4 separate regions of the Mus musculus genome follow, and regions 1, 3 and 4 are each linked to region 2. A link is a loop called in an ENCODE intact Hi-C map of the cell type or tissue named here. Cell type or tissue: heart. All regions are shown on one strand. Region 1 overlaps Susd6 (sushi domain containing 6). Region 2 holds the start of Susd6 (sushi domain containing 6). Region 3 has its middle 26 kb from the start of Gm23298. Region 4 holds the start of Srsf5 (serine and arginine-rich splicing factor 5).

Region 1 (5,000 bases), 76 kb after region 2:
CCTCTGATATGTTGCACCACCCTTGCCTTCTGGGTAGCATTGAACCTCTAAGTATCTTAACCTCTCTTTCTTAATTTGCTCGTCTGTATCTCTATTGTGTTTGGAGAGTATATTGAGAGGGGGGAGGGGGAAATGTATATATTGGGAAACATAGGGAGTTCCACATGTAAACTGTAAACTGCTTAGAGTAGTGCTTGGCATATATCAGTAAGCATGAACTGTTAAGACTCTGCTTTTGAAGGAGAGTCTTCAAAGAAGCCTTTGACCACCACCAGATGGTTACCCACCCCCAATCTCTCTGTCTCTCCTCCCTCCCTCCCTCCCTCCCTCCCTCCCTCCCTCCCTCCCTCCTTCCCTCCCTCCCTCCCTCCCTCTCTCCCTCCCTCCCTTTATATTTGTAATGCTCTAATTCTAACTTGTTTGGGATACTTTTCACCTTCTCTTTGAACAAGGTATGGACAGGTCCACCTTGGAGAAAATCACTCAACTCAAATGAACGAGCCTCCTTGTCCTAATGTGAAATGGTTCATGTAGAAGGAACTCAGGAAAGTGGTGCATCTAGGAGCTGTGTACACTACCTACATACAAAAAAACCACGTGAACAAGTTTACTTTCTGTAATCCCCTTGTCTTTTCTCTGGCTCTGTTGTTAACAAACTGGAACTAGAAATTGAACCTTTTTATCAAGAAAGAGTTTTACAGTGAGTAAATGTCCCTCTTCTAAATAACCTTAAAGGGTCCTCTGCTAAATGGTGGGGTTTTTACCTGCCTGCCTGCCTGCCTGCCTTCCTTCTTTCTTTCTTTTTTTCTTTTTTTTTTTTTTTTGGACAAAGCCTTACTGTGTAGCCTAGACTGTTCTTGAACCCAGAATCCTCCTGATGCTAGAATTATAGGAGTGAGGTACCACACCTAGTTATGTCTCATGCTCTATCATGTAGATCTTTCTGTTTTTGGATCCACAAACCTATCTTCCAATACTTCCAAGAACTCTTCACAAAGACTGCTGACCATTAACAGTAGCCTTTACTAGCCCTATGTTATTTAGCTTTCTGTTATTGTGAAGAAAAAAAAAATAACCAAGAAAAGCAACTTTAAAAAGAGGAAAGGAGTTTATTTTGGCTACCTTTTCCGCCCAGTCACTTGAGCCCGTAGCAAAGCAGAACATCATGGTAGAACACATGATGACACAGAGCTGGCTTTACCTAGAGTTAGCCAAGTAAAGGACAGATGGGAGTAGAGTGAGGGAAGGGGAGGAAAGAGGACATACTGTGAACAGGCCAAGGAATTAGGACTGTAGGCTCTATTCAGTGTCATGCTCTGCCTTAGTGTGATCTTTATAGCCCTCCTTAAAGACATGTGGAAAGGACTCGCTCTAATTGTTTGCTGGAATTATAGCCAGGTAGGACAATTACAGTACTATTTCAGCTCCGCTCCAGTGACCACCTCTCTAGAACTGATGCTTGGGCCTGGGACCCTCTTTTTCTCCCCTCCCCTACTCTCAGTCCTTAGGAGAGTTTCTCTCTGGCCATCTTGTCAGCACCTTCATTAAACACATTTTTTTTTTAAAGATTGATATTTACTTATGTATTTATATTATTTATATGAGTGTTTTGCATCTGTATATGTGTTTTGAACCCTGCAGCTCCTGTCTTTGACAGTGTGGTCTTTTCTTTGTAGCTGTTAGCCAGAAACCTCTTTTGTTAAGTCTTTTGAAAGTATACTAGATATTTAAATATATGCCTGCCTACAAACCTCCAATCCCTTAGAGACTGGAGCCTGTATACCCCTATTTTCTATAACTTATACTTGTTTTGAAAGAGTTGGGTATCTTTGGAGGGAGCTGAGTGACCAGAGCAGAATAAGACATCTGTCTTTTCATTGTACATGTTATTTTTAGCTCTATACCACATATATACTGATATCCTATGTATTTATGGGGTTTACAAGGGAAGAAAATGTGTAGCAGAGTAGGCTTGGCTCTAGAATTCTAGCCCTTTCTCTGAGATCCTCTTCCATGTGTACTGGCCTGCTTCTGTGTGGGTCCTGCCTGCTTTCAGGAGCTGGCCAGACTGTTCAGTATTAATTATGCCAAGGAAATGAACCAGTTAGACACAGTCTATAGAGCGCCAAGAGTCAGTCAGAAGGTCTGAGGGACTTACTACTCAATGGACGGAAAATGAAAAATGAAATAGTAAAGCAACTGTTTGCTTGCCAGCTGTCTGAATGATTTGGCCACCACTTAGGGAACTACAGCAATATTTTCACTCACTTCTCTCCTGTTTAGGACTTTGAGCCAGGTGGGTGGCAGGGATGTCAGAGGTGTATCCTTTAAGGGGACAAGGACTCATACTTGCATTCATCTTCTGGTGTCATAGTTTCTGCTGGACTTTTAGATCCTTTGGCAACTTTTAAAAAATTGCTGAGCTGAAACAGTAGCTCAGCGGGGAATGTATACTACTATGTGTGAGGTCCTGGGGTTGATCTGCAGTACTGCCGAAGGATCAAATAAAGGGAAAGTGAGGGGGGCATTTGGGATAGCATTGGAAATGTAAATGAAGAAAATACCTAATAAAAGTAAATAAAAAAAATATTTATTAAAAAAAAAAGGAGCCGGGTGTGGTAGCGCATGCTTTTAATCCCAGCACTTGGGAGGCAGAGGCAGAGGCAGGCGGATTTCTGAGTTCGAGGCCAGTCTGGTCTACAAAGTAAGTTCCAGGACAGCCAGGACTATACAGAGAAACCCTGTCTCGAAAAACCAAACCAAAAAAAAAAAAAAAAAAAAAAAGGAAAGTGAATGAAATTGTCTCTGATGGCATGCTGTCTAGCCAGCATGGATAAGTCCCTAATTCAGTCCCAAACACCTGCCCAAAAACAGTTATAACCGCACTTAAATGATGAAACAAAAGAAAATGGCATATTTTCTACCTACCTCTAGGGATGTGCAACCTGAGGGCAGGATTGTTTTCCATCTGACACTTTCCCCCAGCCAGACTTGATATTAACTGCATAATAGCATCTGGGTCAGGTGGGAGGCTGCAAGGGCACAGCTACAGAATGTGGTCCATGGGATGTTCACATGGGAAGAAGCCAGGGCCTTTTCCTGCTAGTCAGACACGCCTGTGTGATTCCCAGTCACTTGGAGCTGTTAGAGGAAGTGAGAAGAGGAAATGGCCATTCTGATCCCACATAGATGGATGATGTCTCTGTGATACGAGGGACAGGCTGGCAAGGAGTCAGCAAGATGAATTTCCTTTGGAAAAAGCTTTGTTGTATCTTGTGATTATAAAAGATTTGGAAAGTTGGAGGTAATGAGTGCCTGATCATGTTGCCTTCGCCAGGCTAGACTTTAGTGACTCCTTAGTGCCCCCATTGACTAGGCAAGGGTAGCTAGACACACCACCTTGTATTGCCTGGCTTGGGATTCAGTTCTATAATCTGTCTGAAATAGAAATAGTTTTCCATCTCCTAAGAGCTGCTTGGTCCTTCCAGCTCCTGTGACACCCTTTCTAAACCAACATCCTACCACACCTGTTTGCCATCTCTTTAGTTAACCAATTTGAGGTGGTGAAAGGAAGTGATCTTGGTATACATAAATTTATAAACCGATCAGCTCATGGGATAGGGATTAGGACTCAGGGGAAGAAGAGCTGGGGTTAGAATCAAAGGGCCTGACTCTGGTCCCAGGTTGACTGCCCCCTGCCTGCCCCAATCTTGGCTAAAAGTTGCTTCACTTTTGCAGGACTTAGTATCCTCATCATTAGAGGGAAGAGATGATAACTATCTCACAGAATCCTAAAAGATGATGATGACTTTAAAACTAGATTGTCATACCTAGAGGGAAAATGTGGGATAAAGGCAAGTGACGCCTAGCAGACAAAAGAAGATGCACAGGACTTTGGAAGCCTCCCAGGAAAGCTCTCTGAGATCTTCACAGAAGCCAAACTCATCCAGGGAGTCTTTCCTGGAATTGATGTTGTAAACAGCCTAAAACTTAGCCTAGTGAGTTGCCCGTACTTTATCCCACAGTCTGACTCACTGTTAGTGGATGCTGTTAGAATCAAGTGCAAATTACAGCAGGTACAGAACTTTTCTGGAGTCTGCTGGCCATTGGTAGGGAGAGAAATACTGTGGGCAACCAGACTGACCAATTGCTGGTACATTTCCCTCACCGTCAGTGACAACTGGAATTCCACACTAGTTCAGTAGGCTTTCCCAAGGACGGGTCTATGTCCCTTTGTGATTTGGGGCCATGCTACTAAGACAAGATACCCATTTGAAAGTCTCATTGTAGTACCATCTCCCTCTGTCTTTGCAGTGTGTCCTCTGCCCCCAGAGCCAGAGAATGGTGGCTACATTTGCCACCCCCGGCCTTGTAAAGACCCCTTGACAGCAGGCAGTGTCATCGAGTACCTGTGTGCAGAAGGCTACATGTTGAAGGGTGACTACAAATACCTGACCTGCAAAAATGGCGAGTGGACGCCAGCCATGGAGGTTAGCTGTCATCTCATTGAAGGTCAGTCTGCAGATAAAAACGGGTGCTGCCTGGGTTCTGCTTTTTCCCTGGCTCCTGGGGAGTAGCACATGCTTTCTCGAGAGCTCTCTTAGGCTGTGTTAAAAGCCATTTGGCCTCTCAGCCTCTGTGGTAATTCCATGTCTTGTGGAAGTCCTTGGGTTTGCTGGCGCATGCCATGTTGCATTTACTCTGAACCATTGAGGGGCTCTGTTTCTTTATTGAGGCATCTGCTTGACTGTGTAAAACTCCTCTGAGGTCAGGATTTCTGTTTGACTAATCAGGTGCTGATACCCTTAGGCTGGGCTCTGCTAGCGCAGAGAGCAGTGAGCATAGCACGAACACATTTTCCGGTGTCTCTTCCATTTCATTTTTTCCCTTAAAGAGTCCTTTTTCCTTCCTGCCTCCTCTTGTCTTACATGACAGGAAAATGCAGGTTCCTAAAGGGAAGTGTGTGTCGCAGAGCCATCTCTGTGCTTCATTCACAGTTG
Region 2 (5,000 bases):
TGATTGGATTCCTGCCAGACTGCTGGAGAGCCCCGGACACAGTCCGGGCTGGAGGACTTTGTTCCCAGTTGCTGAACTCTGGTAGGTGGTGAGTAATGATATGGGTTGACATCGTGAGATGCGGCAAGTGTTCCATGAAGTTCCCTGTTAGTGGCCAAACTGCCACGCACGGCTGGAGACTCAGCTGTCCTTTCAGAAGACATGATCTGTCTGTATACCCACTTTCTTCCTTTGCTTTCTTTTTTTTCACCCATCCTTCTGTTTGGTGGGGCTCGGGCTCTTCTTTACCCTTTCCCTGTTTCTTTTCTCTTGTCTCTTGGGTCTTCCTGCCAGGACCACAAGTTTTAGTAAGCTATGCTACGGTCCTGCAGTATTTCTCATCTTTTCTTTTGCTGAGACAGGATCTTGCTTTGTAGCTGAAGCTAGCCTTGTATTTGGAATCCTCCTGCCTCAACCTCTTTCCCTAATGCCGGAATTACAGGCTGTCCAGATCCTGCCAGGCTGATGTTTTTCAACCCCCTTAATGGTCTGGGCAGGTGCAGCTCCCTCAGACTGGGTAAGTAGGCAGGATGCCAGGTGTCTATTTTTCAGAGGAAGAAAGGAAAAAGAAGGGAATACATCAGGGGTTTCTCCTAGGCCCACAGGGAGAGGGGGGAGCTTTCTAAAGTGGTCCTCTGCCTGTGATTTGGGACCCTGAAAGGGGTTGAACCGGACCCTTTCTTTCACAGGGGGCACCTAAGACATCAAAAAATACAGATGTTTACATTACGATTCATAATACTACCACAATTATAGTTATGAAGTAGCAACAAAAAATAGTTTTATGGTTGGGAGTTTTGTCATAACATGAGGAACTGTATTAAGGGGATCACAGCATTAAGGCTGAGAGAACCACTGCTCTAAGGGATGGGTGTGTTGTTGTGGCAGTAATTCACAGCACCTTTATTGGAAGCTTTCTAGGTGAAAGGCCCTGAGGTGTAACTTTGTTCAAAGGGTATCTGGCAGAAAAGGAAGAAGAAGAAGAAGAAGAAAAAGAAGAAGAGGAGGAGGAGGAGGAGGAGGAGGAAGAGGGGAACTGAGAAGAAGAAGAAGAAGAAGAAGAAGAAGAAGAAGAAGAAGAAGAAGAAGAAGAAGAAAGAAGAGGAGGAAGAGGAAGAAGAGGAGGAGGAGGAGGAAGAGGAGAACTGAGAAGAAGAAGAAGAAGAAGAAGAAGAAGAAGAAGAAAAAGAAGAAGAAGAAGAAAGAAGAGGAGGAAGAGGAAGAAGAAGAAGAGGAGGAGGAGGAGGAGAACTGAGAAGAAGAAGAAGAAGAAGAAGAAGAAGAAAGAAGAGGAGGAAGAGGAAGAAGAAGAAGAGGAGGAGGAGGAGGAGAACTGAGAAGAAGAAGAAGAAGAAGAAGAAGAAGAAGAAGAAAGAAGAGGAGGAAGAGGAAGAAGAAGAGGAGGAGGAGGAGAACTGAGAAGAAGAAGAAGAAAGAAGAGGAAGAGGAAGAAGAAGAAGAGGAGGAGGAGGAGAACGAAGAAGAAGAAGAAGAAGAAGAAGAAGAAGAAGAAGAAGAAGAAAAAGAAGAAGAAGAAGAAACAAAAAACTCCAGTAGATCCTAGGTAGGGCACTTGCACAGATAAAAGAAAAGGCTGGGCATGGTGGGGCACACCTTTAATCCCAGCACTTGGGAGGCAGAGGCAGTCGGATCTCTGAGTTCGAGGTCAGCCTGGTCTACAGAGTGAGTTCCAGGACAACCAAGGCTACACAGAGAAACCCTGTCTCGAAATAAATAAATAAATAAATAAATAAATAAATAAATAGAAATAAAAAGAAAGAAAGAAAAAAAAAAGAAAAGGCTAACAGGCCTTCTTAATTTATGAGTCACTGATTTTCAAGGAGTGCTTCAACATTTATTGAGCACCTCTAAGACAGGCCAAGTACCTAGTACCAAGTACCTAGGCACAAAGAGATAGTTCCTACTGTCATATGGCCACCCCTCTGTAGTGAGAGTCACTGTTAAATGGATGCAGCTGACCAGTGCTCAATTTGCTCACCTAAGACGCGCTTGAAAGCAATTCAAGGAGGCTCAGAAGCAGAGCAAAAAGCTAGGGGCCAAGCCTGCAGCTCTAGGTTCCCCAGGCCTCGCTGGAATGTCAGTTTCCTCCATTTAAGATCTGCCAGGTGTTTTTGAGTGCGCAGAAATAGCACTCAGGGACACCCATTAAAAAGATTCCTGAAGCCCACCCCAGCGTTATAGAATCAGAATGGCCTGATCTACATTTCCACCCCCACCTAACCCCCTCGGGACACTTTTGAGATAGTTAAGTTACACACCCTAACCTAGAGTACAGCTTAATAGGGAGATAATAACCTGCTTTGAAGATAGGTCAGGCAAGCGATTCAAGACCTAAATGGGCGACGTGTGTAGAAGAGGCTCTTAAACAACAGTATACTTCCTTGCAAATGACAGTAATTAAAACATCCAAATAATAACCAAACAATAACAGTAAAAGAACCGGAGGGCCCTCTAGGAAGGTGGCTTAACTAGAGTATTACAGCCAGAGCAGTTCGAGTGACTGTCTCTTTAAGGTTCCCTCCCCCCGCCGCCAGGGGCGTGTCAGACAAGGTCAGAGGCGCGTGCGCGTGACTCCTCGGGGCGGTCGCAGCGGCGCGACGCCTGCGCTTGTTGCGTGCGTGCCTGACCCCGCCCAGGCCTCGTCCCTGCCCTGCCCCCTCTGCGGGGCCTCCCCCGCCCGCGTCGTACAGCTGGGCCAGTGACGCTGGCGCAGCCGTCGCCACCGCCGCCGCGTTCCATCCTCAGGAGCCGGCCACCGCTCGCGTCCTCGTCCTCGTCCTCCTCCTTCGTCAGCGCCCGGCCGCGTGAGCCAGACCAGGGCACGCGAGGCGTCGCGGGGGACCCGACAGGGAGTGCAGGCAGGCGGGCGCGCTCAGCGGCGGAGCGGGTTCGGCGACGCGGGAGCTGCTAGCGCCCCCTTTCCCGGAGGTCTCGGCGCCGCTCCCGGGTGAGTTGTCACCGCCGCCCGGGCTGGAGGGGCCGGCTTTGTGTCAGCGGCGCGCGGGGCCGGTTGTCAGGGCACTGGCGGGCAAGCACTTCCTCAGGGACGCGGGCCTTCTGCGCGGCCGCCTGCTACCGCGCCGGCCGGTGTCAGCACTGCGAGCCGCGCGGGAGTAGCCGGGTCGGGCCGCTCCGAGGGCGGCGGCGTGGTTGTGCCGGTGCCCGAGAGCGGAGAGCAGATCGGGCTCGGTGGAGCGCGCTGCAAGGCGGAGGCCCTCCAGTCCAGCGAAGCCGCGGTTCCGCACGGCGGGACCGGCTTGGCCGAGGTGGGTTTCCTGAGGAAACCTTGCAGCCGCTCGCCTGTGCGCGGGAGCGTTCTGGAGCCCCAGCGCCTGGTCGCCTCTTCAGTCGCAAAAACTTTTCTTATTATGTGGGCTGAAACTTGCCGAACCCATTTCCTGTTTTGTTTCGGTTTTACTGTAACTACATATAGACTTTCTTACTTGTGAGACTGATGGTCCCTCCCGGGACAGCCACCATGGTGGAAAAACTTACCTGTAACGGAATTGGGAGGGCAGCAAGGCCGGGGATCCCAAAGAGGCATTAAGTTCATTGGGAACTTTACATTAGTTCAGCAGAGGCCCAATGTTGTTGCCACACACTTCTTTGGTGACAAGGTAGTGTGCTGCCCTTTGTTGCTCTTGTTGGTTGGGGTTCGAAGAGAGGTGCGGGGACATTATCCTTTTCAGTTAAGCCATGGGTATTTAGTCCTTTCTAGATCTGCAAGATCCGCAGTGACTTTCCACTTTTCACTGGTCAATCGGTTTTTGGTGTTAGAATCCCTTTGGTTAATAATAATAATAATAAAATCACACATACACACACACACACACACACACACACACACACACACACACTTTTGTGCTCTGGGAATTCTACACCCAGGCTGTCACCATCTAGTGGAGACTAGTAGAGACATGCCCTTGGCTTTGACTTCTTAGTTTTCTGAGCTTTGCATTTTTCATTAGATGCACATTCAAGTAGAAATGAGAACTGTCTTGAGTTGGGGGTGGGAGTGGATTCCTGTATTTCAATAAAGGAATCACTTCATAAGGTGGTGATACTGTGGAAAACTTGTTGAGGGTTTATTGTGTCCCAAGCTAAATTCATTTAGCGTGTGTGAGTTTGAGTGTGTGAACTTGTGCTGGTGTGGAGGTCAAAGAACAAACTGCAGGAGCCAGTTTTCTACCTCCCAGCAATTGAACTCTGGTGATCACGTCTGGTGCTTCTCCACTCTGAGCTATCACACTGGCCCAAGTTTCACTTTTGATCTCATGTAATAATATTTGAGGTAGGGCCGATATTATCCTTATTTTTTCAGTTGAGATGAAAGTTACACATGTTAAATAATGTAAGCCACAAATGTAAGTTCTGGAGTGTCTAGATTCTTCTCAAAACACCACTGTTTGAGGCTCTTTCTCTGATGATAAGCATCCCTAACTTGCTCCTGGAAGCCCAGTAATGGTAGGTTGCACAATACTAGTTCACTTTTTTTTTTAAATTTCATATCATACACAGCATATGCCAGTCGTTACCTGGTTTTATAGATACTGGGATGATTAAAACTGAAACCAGACAGATTTTCATGGTGCTCAACTTTTAATTTAGTTTATTTTGATTTATGGTGTTAGTTTTCATTACTGTTTGCTGCTTTTTGTTTGTTTTTTGTTTTTTCGAAACAGGGTTTCTCTGTATAGCCCTGGCTGTCCTGGAACTCACTTTGTAGACCAGGCTGGCCTCAAACTCAGAAATCCGCCTACCTCTGCCTCCCGAGTGCTGAGATTAAAGGTGTGAGCCACCATGCCTGGCTCACTGTTTGCTGCTTAAGGAACTTTGTACCCATTAAGTTTAAAAGGAAGAACAGTTATCAGTTCGAGACTGACCCTGTAGATGGGATTCCTGTCTACAGAGGGACTCTGGATATTGTAGTAGGAATGAGA
Region 3 (5,000 bases), 95 kb after region 2:
GCATTCTGGGCTCAGTCTGCACTTCCCTAGTCCCTAGCAACTTACTGGACTGAGGCAGGGGTAGGAGTAGTGGCATGATGGTGAACGTGAGCTTTATAAATAAAGAAATGGGCTTAAGAGTGTAAATGCTGGGGTAGTGGGATCATAGGTTCAAGGCTAGGTTGGGCTGTATAGCAAGAGACTGTCTAAAACAACAAAACCCCAAATCAGGGTGATTGGTCTAGGAAGCACAGAATCTTAGGTTCTGTCCCCAGTACTACAATAATGGTTAATAGCAATCAAAAAGTGCGTTATTATAAAGTCACACTGCTATGAAATGGTAGAAACTAGAATTCAAATCTGTCTTCCAGCCTTCATTCTTAATATATGCCCCAGGGAGCTCTGCCTATAACCCCAAGTTACCTCAGGATGCAAGAACAGAAAACCATTCAAACTAGCTCTACCAAGAGAGCTTGAAGGTTGTTTCCCCAGCCCCCTGGAACTTAGTGTCCAAGGGAAGACAAAGCACAGATGGTACAGTGGCCATTTGCTTCTCAGTTCTGCAGTTGAAGATACAGAGCTGTCCTGCTAATGTGTCTTCTGGCCACCTGGTAGCAGAGCAGGAATGGAGCTGAGTGCTAGAGTATGTTTCTGTCCCACACCCTCAGTAAGTCTGCATTTCTGCTTGGTTTTTTTTTTTTTTTTTTTTTTTGGTTTTTTGGTTTTTCGAGACAGGGTTTCTCTGTGAAGCCCTGGCTGTCCTGGAACTCACTCTGTTTGAGGCTAGCCTGCCTCTGCCTCCCCAGTGCTGGGATTAAAGGCATGTGCCACCGCGCCAGGCTAACTTTTTTTTAATTGAGAAAAAAACTTGGATACAATGTATTTTTATCATGTCCACCCTACTCCTCCCAGATCCTAGTTTCTCTACCCACCCAACTTTAAGTTCTCTCTTGCTCGCTCTCTTTCCCTCCTTCTCCCTCCCCCTCCCCCTCCCTCCCCTTTCCTCCCTCTTTCTCCCTCGATCCATTTCCCATGTGTCCTGGGCCAGCCAGCCTCTTCCTCTCTCCTCTACCCCCTTCCCCAGATCCTCTTCCCTTCCTGCCAAAAAAAATCGTCCTTCCACTAGGCCTGTCATATGACTGATTCCTCTGAGGGAATCACCTTGCCCTGCTCTCTGAGGTGCTCCCTCCTCCCGCATGACACCACTGCCGTTTATCAAACACAACACTTAAGATCTTTCTGCCTCCTCTAATGCATAGATCCCTGAGTGGGAGAGGGCGGTGCTGGGGGGAGCAGTGATGCCGTCATCCCACTTAGGATTGAGTGCTCCAAAGGTTTTCACTTTATCAAAGTGGCTTTGGGAAGGGCTTGGCTTTGCCCCAGCAGTCAATATGGTTCCTGGTCCTAGGAGAGCCAAGTGAGCTGGGAGCCATCCTGCAGCCCCTGTTCTCTTTGTTCCCAAAAACCTTGGACATAGAATAAGCAGCCAAAGGGGAATATGAACAGCCCACCCCACTGTGGAGTTGGTGGCCTGCCTTCTCAACTAGCCCAGAGAAGAAAAACATAATCGCCAGGTCCCACCCATGCAGTGAAGAAGTGAATCCCACCAGGGACTGCTGTGTTTTATAAAAAGAAAAGGAAAAAAAAAAAAAAAACAGGAATATGTTGGGTGGAGGTAAGGTATGGTGTGGGAGAAGGGGGTGCCTCTGTGGACCCATGCTGAGGCATCCCTTCCCCCTGAGGGACCAGCCACATGATGGTATAGTATAGAATAGTTTATTCAGGGCATGGGGAGGGAAGGAGAGAGAGAGAGAGAGAGAGAGAGAGAGAGAGAGAGAGAGAGAAGCAGCCCCTTTTATAGTGAGTCAGGCGTACCTGGCTGTTGCCAGGTAATTGTGGGGCAGAGCCTAGACAAAATGCCAACAGGGACATTGGCCTGTGAGAAAGCCACTTTTACAAGGCACAGGCCATTTACCCATTTCATAAGTGAAAAAAAAAAAAAAAAGAAAAGAAAAGAAAAGAAAAGAAAAGAAAAGAAAAGAAAAAAGTAACTCAGGCGGATCCAAGTGCAGCCCAAGGCCACCTTAAGTAGCCAGTCTCCCACTGAGCTAGGATTTGAATCCAGGCTCCTGGATTGAGCCCCATGGGGACTACTAGTCACCTCTACATCCCACTGCTTTGGTCATTACTTTCTGGGAATACCTCCCCCAGCACCTGGCCCTAGTCTAAGTATTATCCTGGCCAAAATTTCCTCCCAAGAGTTCCCGAGGCCATCCCATGTAAAGCTGAGCCCCCGGTCTCCCTCCCACCCCCCCCCCCATCCCTGGTGTGGCTTTGCCCGAGCAGTTGGCACAATGAGCCACCCTGCAACTCCTGTCTGCCCCTGGCCCAGAGGAATTGTGTCTTGCAGCTTTTCTTCAGGAAATAGTGCTGGGGCATTTCCAGGGTTTTCCCTTTCATTGTTAAATGAGATACTATTTGACTGTGAGCTTGTTTTGGGATGGTACACATTCCTGAGCTGGGCTTGGTTCTCCTGCAAGTTGTTTGCGAACATTATAAAACCACAAGAAAGTCCCATCCCATGCCCTGGAGGGGAACAGCTGCCTGGTTTTCTGGACTTCCCCTGACACCCCTGTGTCCTGGGAAAAGGAAATTTCGCAACTTGGATGTGGCCCCAGCAGTCTGCGGGGGCAGCTTAGACTTTATAAGTCTGAGATAGCGGTTGGGTCTAGGCTTCTCAACTTAGTCCTGCAAGGCAGAAGGTCTGGCAAGTGTGGACATCTCCCCAGAGGAACTTCCCTTGGGGAATAACAGTGTGACCTCCAGTGAAGACAGCTTGTTTGTAGATGAAGCCTGCCAGCTGAGCTCAACATCTGGAGAGTCGGGGGAAGGGGAGGGGGCATGTGAAACAAGTTCTTTGGTTCAGCACAAACACATCAGGCATATGCTGCCTCATTTCGGGGTGGGGATGGGGGTGGGGCACTGGTTTCCTGAAGCCCTTGAGTGGCTGTTCTCAGAGACTAGGTGGGACTTTACGCCACCGCCACTCTAGCGGATGGCCGCTTCCTACCTCTGCTCCAGTCATTTCAGAGCTCATTCCGTTTTGAATGTGTTCAGTAAACTATTATCTGGCATCACACAAAGTCTGATACTAGCTTCTCAGAAGGCAGTGGTGAGTGAGACTCAGTTTACCCCTCAAAGCATGTGTACAGTGGGGAAGAGGGCTTTACAAAGAAGACCACGGTAAGGATGGAAAGCTGTAAAGACCAATTGGCAGAGTGGCTGCGGAGTGAAGAGGTGGGTCGGTGCTGTGGGGGAGGAGCATAGTGTCCCCCATGAAAGAAGATGCCTCTTGCTTTGTGTCTTAGAGAATAAATTATGGTTTAATACTTTTCACGGAGAAGTGAGCAAGGGGCTATTGAGCAAAATGGGAAGAGGAGGGTCTTTCAGGTTATAGACATCCACAGGAATAAGAAGTGAGTAAATAAGTAGCAAATTCTAAAGTGAGGAACATAAAAAAATTATTGTTCCTCCTCCTTTTCTCTCTCTCTTTCTCTCTCTTTCTCTCTCTTTCTCTCTCTTTCTCTCTCTCTCTCTCTCTCTCTCTCTCTCTCTCTCTCTCTCTCTCTCTCTTCCTCCTCCTCCTCCTCTTCCCCCTCTTCCCCCTCCTCCCCCTCCTCCCTCCTCTTTGGAGATTTAAAAAAATAAGGTCTGATATGAGGCAAATCAAACCTATGATAATCTTTAAATCAGCTCAGATTAAGAGTACCTTTCTCAGCCGGGCGTGGTGGCGCACTCCTTTAATCCCAGCACTTGAGAGGCAGAGGCAGGCGGATTTCTGAGTTCGAGGCCAGCCTGGTCTACAAAGTGAGTTCCAGGACAGCCAGGGCTATAAAGAGAAACCCTGTCTCGAAAAACAAACAAACAAACAAAAAGAGTACCTTTCTCTTCAAGGATAGACTTCAATATTCCCTCCTGGCTGTCCTAGAACTCTGTAGACCAGACTGACCTTGAACTCTTTTTTTTTTTTTTTTTTTTTTTTTTTTTTTGGTTTTTGGAGACAGGGTTTCTCTGTGTGACCCTGGCTGTTCTGGAACTCACTTTATAAACTAGGCTGACCTCGAACTCAGAAATCTGCCTGCCTCTGCCTCCCAAGTGCTGGGATTAAAGGTGTGCACCCACTACTGCCGGATTTGGCCTTGAACTCTTAAGTCCTCCTACCTCTGCCTCCCAAGTGCTAGTAAAGACATGCACCACTTCTGCCTGGAGACTTCATTGATTTTCAACCAAAGACACAGCAACAGGATACCCACAGACAAGTGCAGAGCCTTCCCTCCTGAAGTCTGTGGCTTACTAACAGCTGAGCAGAACTTCCTAGGGACCAACTGGCTTCTCTCTCTGCAGATGGAGGCATTTGAGGTGTCCAGTACAGGCCCTGCTTTCTCTTTGGCTGGGACAACACAGGGTGCATGCACTGCCTGAGAGTGACTTCCTGTCAGCAACAACCAGGCAGCTAGCTACTCAAAGTTAAAAATTAAACTGTTTACCGTTTTTCTTAGTGATTTCCAGAAATGAGGGGGCGGGAATCAAGCCCTGTGGCCCCAGGTCTGTAATCCTATCTACTCAGAAAGCGGAGGCAGGAGGATTGGAAACTCAAGGCCTGCCTGAGCTCCCAACTCGGTTTTAACCCAACACGGCTAACTTACCAAAACCCTGTAGAAACATAGCTCAGCGGCAGAGTGATTGATGCCTTCCATGCACGAGGCCCCAGGTTCAAACACCAGTGCTGAGCCAAAAGGGGTGATAGTGAACCTGGAGGGACAACACTGAACCCCACTGGGGACAGTACTTCCACCCAGTCACAACGTTCTTCTTGTCCATTTCTATTTTTCATTGGAGGCATCCAGAAACGGTCAAGCTATTTAATAATAGTGGCCATGAAAGCATCAGGAGTTATATCTCTGGCCTGCTAGGTTGATGGAAGACACAAGGAAAACAAGAGTAAAATTGGAAATATTCCT
Region 4 (5,000 bases), 160 kb after region 2:
AAGTAAAAGATGGGCTTATAGGGTGAATCTGAGTCAGAAACAGAATCTCTCTCTCTCTCTCCCCCTCTCTCTCTTCAGACAGTGTTTCACGGTGTAGCTCCGGCTAACTCTGAACTCACTACATAGAGTAGGCTACTTCCTTCCTCTGCTCCTAAACACTGGGATTAAAAACATACCTATCCATCATGCCTGGCTACAGTAAGCTTTCTTATCAACTCCTAACACCTTCAGGGAGGGTGTAACCCGATTTCTGGGGAGAGGAAGGCAGCTAGCAGGTCTGTGATGGACAATAAATGTTCTCTTAATCTGTGATCTCTGTAACTCTTTTCCTCTACTACATATATGTTATTTGTTTGAATGTCTTTGGAAAGGATGCCCTTGCCCCTAAAGAATGACATGGGGAAAATATTTATCCAAAAGAGAGTACCCCCCACCCCCAGACATTTCTGGGATAATACAAGTGTTTTTTTGTTTTTTTTTTGAGACAGGGTTTCTCTGTGTAGCCCTGGCTGTTCTGGAACTCAGAAATCCGCCTGCCTCTGCCTCCCGAGTGCTGGGATTAAAGGAGTGCGCCACCACTGCCCGCTACATGTTTTTTAATGGGTCCACTGATGCTGTTTTTATTTGCATAGTTAACTGAATAGACAAGCTTATTCCACGTGAATGAGGTCAGACCCAGGGTTGCTCTGCTCCTTCTTGAGCTATCAGTTCATCCCTGTGACCCTAGCTGAAATTGTGTGACTCTATTCTAGGTACATCTCAAAATCTAGATGATGCCTTAGGTTACAGATAAAAATATTAAAGAGAAGTAGCCTTTTTCACAACAACAACAGTCTTTATTGTCAATGTTTCTAGACCTCCCAACCTCACTGGGGAAGGCTGGATAGAGTTACCGATGTGGACTGCTGTGTATTACATCCATGCTGGAAGCATAAACTCTATTTCTCAATAACTGTTGATTTCGACTCTTTTTTTTTTTTTTTTTTTTTTTTGGTTCTTTGACTCAGGGTTTTCCTGGCTGTCTTGGACTTTGTAGATAAGGTAGGCCTGGAACTCACAGAGATGATTAAAGGCTGAAGCTACCACCGTCCACCTAACTATTGAGATTGAGACCTGGACAGAAAGGAATGGACAATGGCCAGTTGGATTTAGAAACAACTTGAAATCTTTCCCAGCTAGCTGAGCCAAGATTGGCCCTAGGGATTCAATATATAGGAGCGTTTTTTGTTTTTTTTTTTTTTACCCACAGTACCAATTTCATTATTTCACCACGTGAAATCTCTCCTTTAGTAGAAAACAATTCAGTTCCTTAGGCTGATCAGAACAAAAACCACAACACTGAAAGAATTCACTTACTTGAGCCTCAGAGAACCCTCTCTCTCTCTCTTTTTTCCGAGGCAGGATTTCTCTGTGTAGACCAGGCTGTCCTGGAACTCACTCTGTAGACCAGGCTGGCCTTGAACTCAGAAATCCTCCTGCCTCTGCCTCCCAAGTGCTAGGATTAAAGGCGTGTGCCACCACGCCCGGCTAAGAACCCTCTCTTGAAGGACATTGATAAGTACAATTTGCAGAAGAGGCTAAAGAGAGAAAGAAAGAAAGAAAGAAAGAAAGAAAGAAAGAAAGGAAGGAAGGAAGGAAGGAAGGAAGAAAGAAAGAAAGAAAGAAAGAAAGAAAGAAAGAAAGAAAGAAAGAAAGAAAGAAAGAAAGAAAGAAAGAATTGGACCTGGTGCTCGGGCCAATAATCCTATCACACTGAAGGCGGACCGGCTGGATCGCTGAGCTCAAGGCTAGCCAGGACTGCTTAGCGAGACCGACTATGTAAATGAATTTTTAAAAGAAACAGGTGATTTTTGAAAAGCCTGGGTTTCTTGGTAATCTTCGAGGGACCTAAGAAAAAGTTTAAATACATCTTTTCGTATCCAAAGAAGTGTCCCGGTGTATCCTGCCAACTGAACGAACGTTTCTAGTCCTCCCACCACCCACTGCTCTCGCCAGGGGTCGCGGTAAGGAAGCCCCGCCCTACTAGAACTTCCGGCTCCCAGGAACCGTCTGTCCTCAGCTCCAAGTGGGCGGTCCCCGAGCTTCTGGCACCGCCCCGGAAGTGACGCCAGGACGTCCCTTCCATTTTGTGCAACGTCCGAGCTGCTAAGTGCGTCAGTTGTGGAGAGACTGTAGACGAGTTGGGTTCGTGTGTATGTGTGTTGTGTGTGTGTTTGTGTAGGGAGGCAGACAGCTCCGTCGCAGACTACGGACCTCTCCGGGGTCTCAGCCGCCAAAGACCCTGTCCGGTAGGTGAGTGGCACGCTTTGAGGGCAAGGCTTCTCGGATCGAGGCTTCTTCATGGCCGCTCGGGTCGCAAGTGGCCGGGGCTTCGCTCTTTGCGGAGGACGGCGACTCAGAGAGCGCAGTTGATTTGAGGTGGGCGCTGGGGCACGTCTCCCTGTGGGTGTTGCGTGAGGGGGACACGAGGCGGAAGGGCGGGCGTGGGGAGGGCGTTTGTGTCGGGAAGCAGCGCGCCCCTCCCTGCCGCCCTTAATGGCTCTCATCGAGGCCCGGACGCCGGGGAGCCGGCCTGGCCCAGGGCAGCTTAGGGTTTCCCCCCGTGGGCCGGCGCAGGCGCAGCGCTCTGGGCCCCGGGCTTGCCCGTGTCTCGGGGGCACGCAGCTCGGCTCGCTACGCTCCTCCCCCCCCCACACCCCGCCGCATACTTCGGCCGTCGCCATTTTGTGCTGCGAACGCGCCCCGTCGCCCACTGCGCAGGCTCGGTGGTGGCGTCGCGAGATTCCGGCTTGTGACGCGCGGGGAGGCCGCGACGCGGGCGCGGCCGGCTGCTATTGGACCAGGCCTGGCAGAGGGCGGGCTCGGCTCCGCCCGCATTTCTCGGCCTGGCCTTAACTGCGGCAGATGGGAGGGGAACCCCGGGATCCGGGGACAGCGTGTGCGGCTGCGCAGTCTAGAAAGGTGGCTACTGGCGTTGTGGTGGGCTGCCGTGTGGAACCTGGGAAGGGGGTCTTTTGGAGAGTTAAGTTTTAACTTGGAATTTGAATGTGGTGGTCGTGAACGACTTAAAAGGTACATGGCGACCTTGTTAGTAGAGTTGGTAAACGTGGGGTGTGTTTGACTGCTTGACTGAACATCCCCCACCCCCATGGTGTCAATCGTTGATATTGTCTCGATTCAATTACTGCCTAACAGGAAACACTAGCCGGGCATCATGAGTGGCTGTCGAGTGTTCATTGGGAGACTAAATCCAGCAGCGAGGGAGAAAGATGTGGAAAGATTCTTCAAGGGTTACGGACGGATCCGAGATATTGACTTGAAAAGAGGTTTTGGTTTTGTGGTAAGTACTTGAAACTGAGTTGAATTATCTGTCGAGAAGTTAGGTAACTTTGTGGTGGTGACACATGCCTTTGGTCTCTGGCCCTTGGGAGGCAGGGGCAAGCCAATCCACAGAGAAACCCTGTCTCCAAAAAAAGAAAAAAAAAAAAAACAAAGTGGGTAGAGCTCTTGTGATGAGCATGGACTCTGAGTCCATGTGAATTGTTTTCCCAGAAAGATGTTAGAAGTGGCCAAGAAGCAGTGGCTTCTGTTAAGAAGTTAAAGTAACTGCTGGCTGGAGTTGATTCTCAGTCATCCCTAGCTTAGGGTTATAGTATCTGAGTGTAAGGTATATCTTAACACTTCCATGATTTTTTTTTTAAATTTATTTTTTATTTTTTTGGTTTTTCGAGACAGGGCTTCTCTGTATAGCTCTGGCTGTCCTGGAACTCACTTTGTAGACCAGGCTGGCCTCGAACTCAGGAATCTGTCTGCCTCCCGAGTGCTGGGATTAAATTAAAGGCGTGCGCCACCACGCTCGGCTTCCATGATCTTAATGTGCTGTAGAATGCATGCACGTCCAAAAGCTCTACTCTTACTGCTACATTTTAGGAATTTGAGGACCCAAGGGATGCAGATGATGCTGTTTATGAACTTGATGGGAAGGAACTTTGCAGTGAAAGGTAAGCATGATTGGTTTATAAGTAGTTCTCCCAGGGAAGTAGAGCAGAGTAGACATTTGCATATGTAAGTGCTCTCATGTGTAGTGTGTGAATGCTTTTTTTACCTCTTTGTAGGGTGACGATTGAACATGCCCGGGCTCGGTCTCGAGGTGGAAGAGGTAGAGGACGATACTCCGACCGTTTTAGCAGTCGCAGACCTCGAAATGATAGACGGTATGTGGTTTGGGTTTGGCTGTTACGGTTGGGTTAGGGTCCGTTAGCATTAAATGGTTCTCAGACTAGTTAAGTCTAGTTAGTCCACATGCTGAGAACCCAGAAACTTGATGGAATCACTATCTTGGCTTAAACTTGTCACATAGCATTTGACATTGTGACATAACATCTGACACTGAATGCTTATTTTTCTTTCTTCAGAAATGCTCCACCTGTAAGAACAGAAAATCGACTTATAGTTGAGAATTTATCCTCAAGAGTCAGCTGGCAGGTTTGTTGAAATACAGTTTTGAGATATTTTTTAATGTGGCATTTAAAAGTGTTAATGGGTAGTTAATGTTTTATTAATATATATCTTATTAAATGCTTTATCTTAAATTAATTTAATTGAACTATAATTTTAAACTTTAGTTAAATGTAACTGGGGGATGTTTCAGATTTTAATATTAGTGATCAAATGTAAATGTTTTGAGGTTATTTTTTCATGTTTTTTAAAATCAATTTTAACCAAATATTAAACCCTTTATTTGCCAGCCTATCTGTGTCGTTGGCCTTATGACGAGGAGTGCCTGTGGGTTATCCTAATCGTTGTCTTGGTCACTCTTGGTTGGGCCTGGTTGACTTTGCCAGTCAGCTCCTACAGTGATCAGTTGGCCACCTCTAGATCTGTGTTTGCCGGTCTAGACGTAATCGGTGCACTTACTTGAAGTGCCGGGTTGCAGCGATCCCAGAACCGTTGATAACGTGATCTGATCCCTAAGTTGAGAGCTGTCTTCCTGTAACGCT

What was found. Hi-C counts contacts between places; a loop is a spot of excess contacts. Peaks named below come from ENCODE experiments on the same cell type or tissue, not always from the same donor. Only the 100,000 strongest peaks of a DNase experiment are listed, where the experiment ranks them.
Region 1: a loop joins it to region 2, with 2.6 times the contacts of the local background. A loop is called at or near these places in 4 of 42 quality-filtered maps.
Region 3: a loop joins it to region 2, with 2.5 times the contacts of the local background. A loop is called at or near these places in 9 of 42 quality-filtered maps.
Region 4: it touches region 2 in a loop (9-fold over the local background); 6 of 42 quality-filtered maps call a loop at or near these places.

The regions. Positions count from the first base shown.
Region 1 is chr12:80,864,113-80,869,112 of GRCm38, forward strand. It overlaps Susd6 (sushi domain containing 6), which reads left to right. Exons shown (of 6, transcript NM_178682.4): 3 at 4,315-4,512. Among named protein-coding and RNA genes, the nearest start is that of Gm23298, 45 kb to the right of the region's middle. In heart, no CTCF peak of the experiment used is centred here; DNase peaks (open chromatin) are centred at 3,109 and 4,459.
Region 2 is chr12:80,787,809-80,792,808 of GRCm38, forward strand. Susd6 (sushi domain containing 6) reads left to right here and starts at 2,724. Exons shown (of 6, transcript NM_178682.4): 1 at 2,724-3,007. In heart, CTCF peaks have their summits at 2,585 and 3,986 (motif pointing left); DNase peaks (open chromatin) are centred at 2,683 and 3,583; H3K4me3 peaks cover 2,698 bases; H3K27ac peaks cover 2,678 bases; H3K27me3 peaks cover 256 bases.
Region 3 is chr12:80,882,840-80,887,839 of GRCm38, forward strand. No RefSeq gene overlaps it. Among named protein-coding and RNA genes, the nearest start is that of Gm23298, 26 kb to the right of the region's middle. In heart, no CTCF peak of the experiment used is centred here; DNase peaks (open chromatin) are centred at 1,242 and 2,722; H3K4me3 peaks cover 856 bases.
Region 4 is chr12:80,943,381-80,948,380 of GRCm38, forward strand. It overlaps Srsf5 (serine and arginine-rich splicing factor 5), which reads left to right and starts at 2,119. Exons shown (of 8, transcript NM_001079694.2): 1 at 2,119-2,292; 2 at 3,196-3,340; 3 at 3,931-4,001; 4 at 4,116-4,214; 5 at 4,416-4,485. The coding sequence starts at 3,215. Gm20337 (predicted gene, 20337) reads right to left here and starts at 2,019. Exons shown (of 3, transcript NR_045057.1): 1 at 1,357-2,019. In heart, a CTCF peak has its summit at 1,981; DNase peaks (open chromatin) are centred at 2,101 and 2,791; H3K4me3 peaks cover 2,314 bases; H3K27ac peaks cover 1,662 bases.